Regions from separate parts of the Homo sapiens genome. Here region 2 is linked to region 1. Evidence: read pairs that join two places in POLR2A ChIA-PET (ENCODE). Cell type or tissue: endothelial cell of umbilical vein. All regions are shown on one strand. Each heading gives the region's core, and the rest is flanking DNA. Links, peaks and the distances in the headings are about the cores only.

Region 1 (5,225 bases), core at 504-4,503:
AATATAAAACTGAAAGAAAATGACTTTATGTACATTTATACATTTTAGCCCGTGCTACAATACCCAGGAAAAAAAAAGTTTTACTTGATTTCACATGGCAAATAATGGGAAATAGAAGTGCTTCAATTTAGTCTTTAAGTAATTAAAAAATAATGAAGAGTGCTTAATTTATTTATCTATTTATTTTTGAGATGGAATTTTGCTCTTATTGCTTAGGCTAGAGTGCAGTGGCGCAATCTCAGCTCACTGCAACCTCCACCTTCCGGTTTCAAGCAATTCTCCTGCCTCAGCCTCCCAAGTCTAGCTAATTTTTTTTCTATTTTTAGTAGAGACGGGGTTTCACCATGTTGATCAGGCTGGTCTTGAACTGCTGACCTTGTGATCCGCCTGCCTCGGCCTCCCAAAGTGCTGGGATTACAGGCGTGAGTCACCGTGCCTGGCCTGAAGAGCATATATTTTTATTTATTTTTTGAGACAGTGTCTCATTCTGTCACCTAGGCTGGAGTGCAGTGGTACGATCAGGGCTAACTGCAGCCCTGACCTCCTGGGCTCAAGCAATTCTTCCCCTTCAGCCTCCTGAGTAGCTGGGACTACAGGCATGTGCCACCATGCCCAGCTAATTTTTTTGTAGAAATGAGGTCTCACTATGTTGCTCATGCTAGTCTCAAACTCCTGGGCTCAACTGATCCTCCTACCTTGGCCTCCCAAAATGCTGGGATTACAGGCATGAGCCACTGCTCTTGGCTAGAGTGCTTTAAAGCCAAATGTTCTGAATATACAGACATCAACTGAAGGCTCTGCTGGGTTAAAGTTAAATTACTAATAGAAAATAATCTGTGAATTTCTTTGATCTATACATTGCACCTAACTGGCATATAATACTGTATTACTATTTTGGAGATTTTTCCACCATTAGGATAGATATGGATACTGCTCTTAGGGGCTTAATTAAAAAGCACATTAAAAAAAAAAAAAGACTTGCATTATGAAAAATGGGTTAAAGCCCAAAGCTGAAAATTATAGTCCAGCTACTCAACAAAGTAGCAAGTATTCTTCATTTATAAGAGATGGACTAGCTGAACCAGATGATTTTAAAGATGCCTTCTAGCTTTGTGATTTAGGATTAATTAAAAGTGATATTACCCAATTTTAGTGGTTTCCAGCCTCAGGAACTGCCAACGATGGGGTGTTCAAATGTCAGGAGCCAAGGCTCTGGCAGCAACACCCCATCTCTGCCAGAACAATCAACGCAGTTTCCTCTTATCCTGTGTTCTGAGGTCTAAGATTTTTGTTAGAGAAAAGGGGAATTCTTGCCAATGTATGGCAAGTAAAGAAAAGAAAAAAAAAAAGGGCAATTATGATGCTTAAATAAAAGGTCTGAAAAACTAACCCCTAGATACAATAAAAGACATATCGGCCAATCATAATACACAGATTTTTTAGTAGTATATATGTGTGTGTGTATGTGTGTATATATATGTATAAACACACACATATATATATACATACACACATATGTATATATGCACATCATATATATATACACATACACATACACTTTTGTAGAGACAAGGTCTTGCTATGTTGACCAGGCTGGCCTCAAACTCCTGGCCTCAAGCCATCTTCCTACCTTGGCCTCCCAAAGTGTTGGGATTACAGGTATAAACCATTGTGCCCAGCCTAAGTAGAAATATTAAATGTCAATTGGGGCTTGATTTCCACTGCCGATTATAAAAAAAAAATTGTCCAATACTGTTGTAATTGAGTGACTGAGTATAAGCCACTATAAATAGTTACAGGAATTATCAAAAAAGATATAGTCCTATGATCTACTCTGTAGAAAGTTCTTTCTCAGAAGCTTACAGACAGACCATGGAAAGAAGAATTATATTCTTGAAATTCTATGATTTTAGAACTAATCACAGTAATATCTAAGTGCTGGAAAACAGAAAGTATTTATCTGGGATCCTTATTCTAGAAGAAGAGGTTGGGTTAAGTTAAAGAAGCCAGGGCTCTGACAGCGTCCCCATCCCAATTCCTGACTCAATCACAACAGCTCCGCTTCCGTGTTACATGTTACATGCTGGGTGTTCTTTCATAAATTATGTTTGAAAAAGAATCCCCTAGGAGCAGGAAAGGCTCCCGACTTGTACTCAAGTAGAAGAGAAGGCAGGTGTAGAGTCTGGAACAAAGAGGCCTTCCTGACTAATGAACCAGTTTCAGAGCAAGTATCAAGTCTTAGAAGACTTTGATGATACAAGGCAGGATCTTGTACTCCTAGTAGCTCCTGACTATAGGTTTTCTAAAGACAAAGCTAGTAACTCTCCTTAGAGACCCAGAAAACTGTTTCGGAGGGGACAACCAGGAAGAGTCAACTCTAAAGGACAAAATCAAGTGCAGCAATGAAGTGTGGCCCCCTTAACAAAATGGCTTCAAATGAATATGCCAGTTAAGAGAGCAAGCTCTTTGTACAAAAACATACCAAGGAATTACTAAGACAGATTTTTCCTGTTTGATAAGAAGGCAGTAAAGAGAGGTAAATGGAACAGGAAGGCACTGGGTCCACATAATTGAGAAACAGATGCCTCACTTCTGAGTGAGAAAGCAGAGGCTCCACATTCTTATCATTAATCATGTGGTAAGGTTAGCTGCTTGATTCCCTGATAGAACATTTCAATCTCAAAAAAGGCAGAATTGAACAAAGTCAATCAAGTTCATTATTACCATAGAGATTTTCTCATAAATAACTTTAATATAGTATAACAATTCAAAGATTTGGACAGAAAACAAAATGTTATGCTTCTGGGGTTGAAATGCCATTTTTTTTAATACCCTGACTACTTACAGAAAACAGTCTGATATGGTTTATAATATAAAAGGAGATACAAAGAGAGAGAAAGGCCATTCCGAAGGAGACAAAAGACAAATGTTCCAGGAATCTGAGATGAAAGAGTTACTGTAACTGAGAACTTAATCTAATTCTGAGCGTCAAGAAAGCAATATCCCAAGAGAAGAGAGTTAAAGATTTTCTTTTTAAAGATCTCTCTTTAAAGCTGCTATTGCTGTGTATGGAATATTTCTCACAAATGTGACACTATTATCAACATTACAGCAAAATAAATCACCTACTTTACACAGAAATAAGATTCCATTTAAGGCAAGATGTCACTGACTAAGGGCTTCATATTGTATTTTCAAGAATGAGAATTAGCAAATTAACCTGCTTGACTTTGATCAAACTCCTTTAATGGCCATGAATCAGTGAAAATTCACTTAGATTTCTACAACAGGAACCTAAGCTCAGCTTTGTTCATATGCTGTTATCTAAAAATAAAGCCCTAATTTTTTTTTTTTTTTTTTTTTTGAGACTGAGTGTCGCTCTATTGCCCAGGCTGGAGTGCAGTGGCGTAATCTCAGCTCACTGCAACCTCTGCCTCCTGGGTTCAAGTGATTCTCATGCCTCAGCCTCTCGAGTAGCTGGGACTACAGGTGCCCACCATCACCCCTGGCTAATTTTTGTATTTTTAGTAGAAACGGGGTTTCACCATGTTGGCCAGGCTGGTCTTGAACTCCCGACCTCAGGTGATATGCCTGCTTCGGCCTCCCAAAGTGCTGGGATTACAGGCGTGAGCCACCGTGCCCGGCCTAGAGCCCTAAGTTAACAAAATGTTAAATGCAAACAAAAGTTCATGTATTTTCTAAATTCTCTTTTCTTCTTAAACATGTATAGCAGCAGAAAAGATCTTTAAGTATTAATTAAAGTTGTAGTCAGGTTAAACAAGTATTGGACAGAATTAATCAAATCTAAAGGAATAAAATAATCAAAAGGAAAGAACTTGTCATCAGATAAATTTTAAACATAATTCTAAATTATTTTAAATGCTCTGTAACAATCCACTTGCTGAAAAGAAAACCTTTTAAAGGGTTTCTCATGATATATATATATAGCACATATTTTAGCTCACAATACTATGTTACTAATAGTTCCTTGTTTTTGTGACTTAACATTTGGAGACAAAAAAATTAGAAAAAAGATCCTTCCTCTTCTGAATTATCAGTTCAAATTGCAGATTTAAGTAACATACACAATGAATGGTTTGTTAGGTCAAATCGTATGACATTGTCAATATGCATATTTTTGATATACAATACTAGCAATTTCATTTACTTTCATTTTTTGTAGAAAAGAAGTCTCACTCTGTAGCCCAGGATGGTCTTGAACTCCTGACCTCAAGTGATCCTCCTGCCTCATTCTCCCAAGTTGCTAGGAATACAGTTGAGCCACTGTGCCCGGACAAAGCTAGCAGTTCAACTTAATATGAACATCTGATGAGGCTGGGTATGGTGGCTCATACCTGTAATCCCAGCATTTTGGGAGGCAAAGGTGGGAGGACTGCTTGATGCCAGGAGTTTGACACCAGCCTGGGCAACACAGCGAGACCATGTCTTTACAAAAAAATTTAAAAAATAAATAAATATAAAAGAAAATTAGTATTTATAAGAGAAGACTAGTACTTCTCCCTGTTTAAAATAACTTCAAACTGCAATTTCTCTATAGGAAACTTGTACTTACAAAACTTACAGAAGTTCTTGTTAACTATTATTAAGTATAATAATAAAAGAAGCATTTCAGTTACAAGACATAAAAACAAACACCTTCTAAGGATAAGATGCTTAGGTGTTATTGTACCTTCAGATTTAAACAATGACTAAGTACTTCAAAATAAGGTGAGAAATTCTGTACTTACATGTTTAAAACAGGTAACCGGAGCTGCTATAAAGCTATTGCTATTGATGTAGTTACCCCAGCTGAAACCTTCCATGGAGACTGCTAAAATGAAACAAATTTAGATGTATTATAATTCTCAAATCTTTTATTTATAAGAAGGTTATCATTGTTAAAATGTGTGAAAGGACATAAAATTAATTTATCCCATTTAAAGAACGTTTTCTTTATGTAAAGATCAAATAACTTCTCTAAATAGCATGAGCTTTGGCTTATATCATATTTGCAAACAAACAGGAGTTTCTTTATGTTTTTGAGACTGAGTCTCCCTCTGACACCTAGGCTGGAGTGCAGTGGCATGATCTTGGCTCACTGGAACTTCTGCTTCCCAGGTTCAAGTGATTCTCCTGCCTCAGCCTCCCGAGCATCTGGGACTACAGGTGCATGCCACCACACCCAGCTAATTTTTGTATTTTTAGTAGAGACGGGGTTTCACCAT
Region 2 (4,529 bases), core at 530-4,529, 250 kb before region 1:
AAAACAAAACACACTAGACCTCATACATGTTCATATACATATTTATATATATCTCATGTACAAAGTTACATTCTGAACCCCAGGGATTCCATAATAGAAATAAATACTGAAATAACTACATTGCTAAATGAGCTCTTTGCTCATAGAAATGAAGCTCAGCCTCTAAGAGACAGCAAGTGGGACATTCTAGAACCCATTTTTCAGATTATAGAGGCAAGTAAAATTCTGATAGAATGTCTTGGACAAAAAACGAATTTGGAACATAAAATGGTTAAGATATATTCAAATAGAGAAATGTATGACAAAATTAATAAAACTTAATCTTTTAAGAGAAAAGACAGACATTTAGTGTTACAGAATAGCATAACCCTGTTAGAAAAGCATTTATGATTTCCACATTTAATTTTCTCTTCTACTCTTCCCATGTTACAAAGTGGGACCAAATGAGTCCCTTTCTGAACATGATCAATTAAGAAGAGCCCTAAATCTGGTTGAGTCCTTTGGTAACGGTCATAATACTCACAAGGAAATAAATATTCAGTTCCATGGCATTTGCAAGACACATGTTCTTTAGGACAGTTAATATTATGACACATCTGTTTTATTTTGTTACTAAGGCAGCCTATGTTAAAGGGTCTCGTCTCAAATGTAGGAAGACCTTTACAAGAAATGAACAATACAGTAACTGAAAGAATTGATTTTAACCTTTTCTATGCAAACACAATCTGAAAAGTTATGTGCTGCATATTGTGCTCAAAATGTTTTATACTCTCCACAAGCTGCAATTAAGAGATTCATTCCTATTTTTAAAATTTAGATCCACATGGGTTAGAGAAAAATACTCTCAAAAGTGAGTTCCTAGAGAATATTATCCCTTTGCCTCACAGAGATTTTAACCTGCATTTAAGAGTAAGTGTTAGGTTGAGGCATATGATATTGTCGCTTTTGCAGATCAGCAATGGTTGAACACTGGCAATTTCATATGGTTCAACCTTGCACATGACTCAAGTGTAAAAAAAGGAGAAACCTTCAAGTATTCCTTATTTCTTCCAATAGGGGTACACTTTTTTTGTACAGTGAGATCAACCCAAAGTACGCAAGCCTCTTCTCTCCCTTGATGTGGTAGCTACAGGCAGTTACATTCCTTTGCTGCTTGTGAGAAGCTTACATTTTGGCATTTTCTTCCAAAAATTACCACGTTGACCAAAGTAAACATTACAAGAATATGAACTTGTTATTGGGGGAAAGGGGAAGTGAAGCAATCTGTAGAAAATATTTAACTGAAATTACAAACATAAGGACAAGCCTTTAAAGCAAATTATACAGGCATTTTTGTCCTCTCTCTGGTCCCTGCAGTTAATTAACAGGGCCACAGATAATCTGACATCTTTAGATAAAACAACTACACACCTATATTACTTAAGTTAAAGCCAGTAAGTTCAAAAAAAGCAATTACAACCATTTGACATGTTTGTATTTTTCATCTCTAACTCCTGATTTCCTAAATTACATTCAGTCATACAAACATGGCTGAACAACAGCAAATGGGATCTGACTCTGGGATGTTTACTTCTTGGGATTAAAATTCCCAAACACTTTGGTGTCTCTTTCTTGTGAATCTATACAACATTTCCAATAAATGTTTAATAATGATTTTTTAAAAGATATTGCCAAAAATGGCTCAGATTTAAGATGAAATAAAAACATAGCAAACAAGCTATGGAAAAGTAGCCTACATTTTGGTGCCCTGCAAAAAAGTGACTAAGTAGCTCAAGCAAAAAATTATTCTTTTAATACAGCTTTTACCAAAACAGTTTTAATACATGAGTGGCTACAATTTTATTGTGTACACAATGTGCTTATAGTCACATGTGGCCCAATGGATCCAAATGCCTCCTCTGGCTCATGAAATCCCATGTACTTCACAATCTAGCCTAATCGTGTATATGCATAAAAGCCACTGGTATACTTTTTACAGACATCTTTGTATAATAGTCCAGAAAAAAAAAATCAGTGGTACTTAAGAATGTTTAGACAATTTGACATCTACGTTTGCTTTCTTTTCTTTTCAGTAGTCCTTCTGATGATTGGGGGCCTTTATCCCATAGGTTTATACTGTTAAAACAGTACATAAAATTACATTTAGCTTTGCTTCGGACCGGCGCGGGGGCTCACGCCTGTAATTCAAGCACTTCGGGAGGCCAAGGCGGGTAGATCATCTGAGGTCAGGAGTTTGAGACCAGCCTGGCCAATGTGGTGAAACCCTGTCTCTACTAAAAATACAAAAATTAGCTGGGCAGGGTGGCACACACCTGTAATCCCAGCTACTTGGGAGGCTGAGGCAGGAGAACTACTTGAACCTGAGAGGTGGAGGTTGCAGTGAGCTGAGATCGCACCACTGCATTCCAGCCTGGGCAACAGAGCCAGACTCCGTCTCAAAAAAAAAAAAAAAAATCATATTTAGCTTTGCCTAGAGTAATAGATAAAAAAGGGTAAATCACACATTTTCAAGAAGCTTGAGAGGGAAAAAATTGCAGCATCGTGGTTTTAAAAAACTTATTAAGCAAGAAAATCAGTGAAATCCAGACTTTAATCTATTTTTTGCTTGTTTGTCTGTTTTGAGACAGGGTCTTGCTCCGTCACCCAGGCTGGAGTGCAGTGGTGCTATCAAGGCTCACTGCAACCTCCACCTCCTGGGCCCAGGTCATCCTCCCACCTCAGCCTCCCAAGTAGCTGGGACTACAGGCATGTGCCACCACACCCGGTTAATTTATTTTGTTTTTTTTTTTTGGTAGAGACAGGGTTTCGCCATGTTGCCCAGGCTGGTCTTGAACTCCTGGGCTCAAGCAATCCATCTGCCTCAGCCTCCTAAAGTGTTGGGATTACAGGCGTGAGCCACCATGCCCAACCTATTTTTTTTTTTTAATGGGCATTGTGAATGAAAATATGTAATGTCAACCTTTACTTTATGGTATCTTAGGTTTGTCTTCTTCCCCTTCATAGTTTTCCCCTTTGAGGATAACCCTTCAAGCTCAAAAGGGCACAAAAGCTAAAACGTTATTCACGTACAAAATACCAAGTATATAGCTGTTCTGCAGTTTGATACAGAACAAAAGAAAATAACTTTTCTAATTAAATCCCTCATTCTGTACTTAGGCCAGACTCCATCCCCACTACAGTTTTACTTGTATTAACAGGTTAAGAGCAATCTAGGAACATTTGGCAAACAAGTACATTTTTTACATGGAAAAAACTCAATCAACATCACCATTCTCTGGTACAAGAAATACAAAACACATTTCCTTTAAAAAATCCTCCCAGTGCTGAAGTATCTTCTAAGCTTCCCAGAGTATGTCCTAAGCTTTATAAATAATAAATCTTTCAGACATGTCAGTATGAAAATGAGACTGGTCTCAAAAAAAACCCATCAGAATATTCAGAGAAGTAGGCCTCATAAACTTTAGAGCTCTAATAAGTCAGAAACAGGAAACGTTTATTTAAATAGTGTAGTCTTAATTTCTTTAATATAAAACCCCCCCAAATCTGATGAAAACAAAGTTTTATATACCATATAAACAAGATTTGTCAGATTTGAAAGTGAAAGTTAAAGTAATTTACAGTTAGCTTTTAACCCTCTCGGGACATTTAGATACATCCTGATAATCCATCTTGTATTAGTGTGTGTCAATTTTACAATACACTGGGGAAAACTCAGCTATTGTATTTAACGGTACAGTTTCATTTATCAAGTGTTTCCCATTAATTCCATTATTAGTGACAGCTAACAAGTGACCCCATCAAATGAAGTGAATGACATTAGACTGTGGCAGAGTAAACCACATCTGGATTGCTTTCTATAATTCACCAGTTTGCAGGAAGTAAACATTCTTTGATTTGTTCATAATATACTGAAGTTACCTATAACACTGGTGCAGTAACACAGCTAGTTCCTCTGTATTGTTATGGTAGAACGGATTTTGTAATATAAAGTTAACAGGAAAAAATGCTCACACATTATGTGGTGAAACTTATCTCACAAAAGAGCATTAAATAAAAGGATAGAGGGAAAATAAACCATGCAGAAGAGACGGCTTCCCCATCTCCACCTGTTTCCCATGGGCTCACTCATTGCCATACATCACTTGCCACACTATCAAGTGACTCCTTTCTGCTTTGGTGACAGAAGGTTCAAGTGGAAGATCCTCTCCAAGAAGTTCTGATTCTCCACCTTCATCACCTAGTGAATGATAAGAAGACTCAAGTTAGGCTGAACACATAAAATATAGAATGATGTGAGTCAGATGTAATGCTCGTGGTTAGTCCATGAACAAGATGCCCAAAACTTGTCTGACTTTCACTGGAGAGTAAATAGTAGAAGAAATACTAAGAGTCAGAATCCTCACCCATATTCACCCAAGCCACTGCTTGACTTCAGAAAAGGTTAATTCATTTTTCAGACTGTATTTATAAAATCCAGTTCACTATACTACGTTAAAAAGCCACCCCAACATGTCTGCATACCGATGGTC

Evidence for each region. Peaks named below come from ENCODE experiments on the same cell type or tissue, not always from the same donor. Only the 100,000 strongest peaks of a DNase experiment are listed, where the experiment ranks them.
Region 2: POLR2A ChIA-PET joins it to region 1 with 6 read pairs; 3 of 35 experiments call an interaction of 5 or more read pairs at or near these places.

Annotation. Positions count from the first base shown.
Region 1 is chr17:51,212,586-51,217,810 of GRCh38, forward strand. MBTD1 (mbt domain containing 1) reads right to left here. Exons shown (of 17, transcript NM_017643.3): 6 at 4,749-4,831. Among named protein-coding and RNA genes, the nearest start is that of MBTD1, 45 kb to the right of the region's middle. In endothelial cell of umbilical vein, for the core only: no CTCF peak of the experiment used is centred there; a DNase peak (open chromatin) is centred at 2,536; H3K27ac peaks cover 521 bases.
Region 2 is chr17:50,962,151-50,966,679 of GRCh38, forward strand. SPAG9 (sperm associated antigen 9) reads right to left here. Exons shown (of 30, transcript NM_001130528.3): 30 at 24-4,237. The coding sequence ends at 4,122. Among named protein-coding and RNA genes, the nearest start is that of TOB1-AS1, 98 kb to the left of the region's middle. In endothelial cell of umbilical vein, for the core only: no CTCF peak of the experiment used is centred there; no DNase peak of the experiment used is centred there.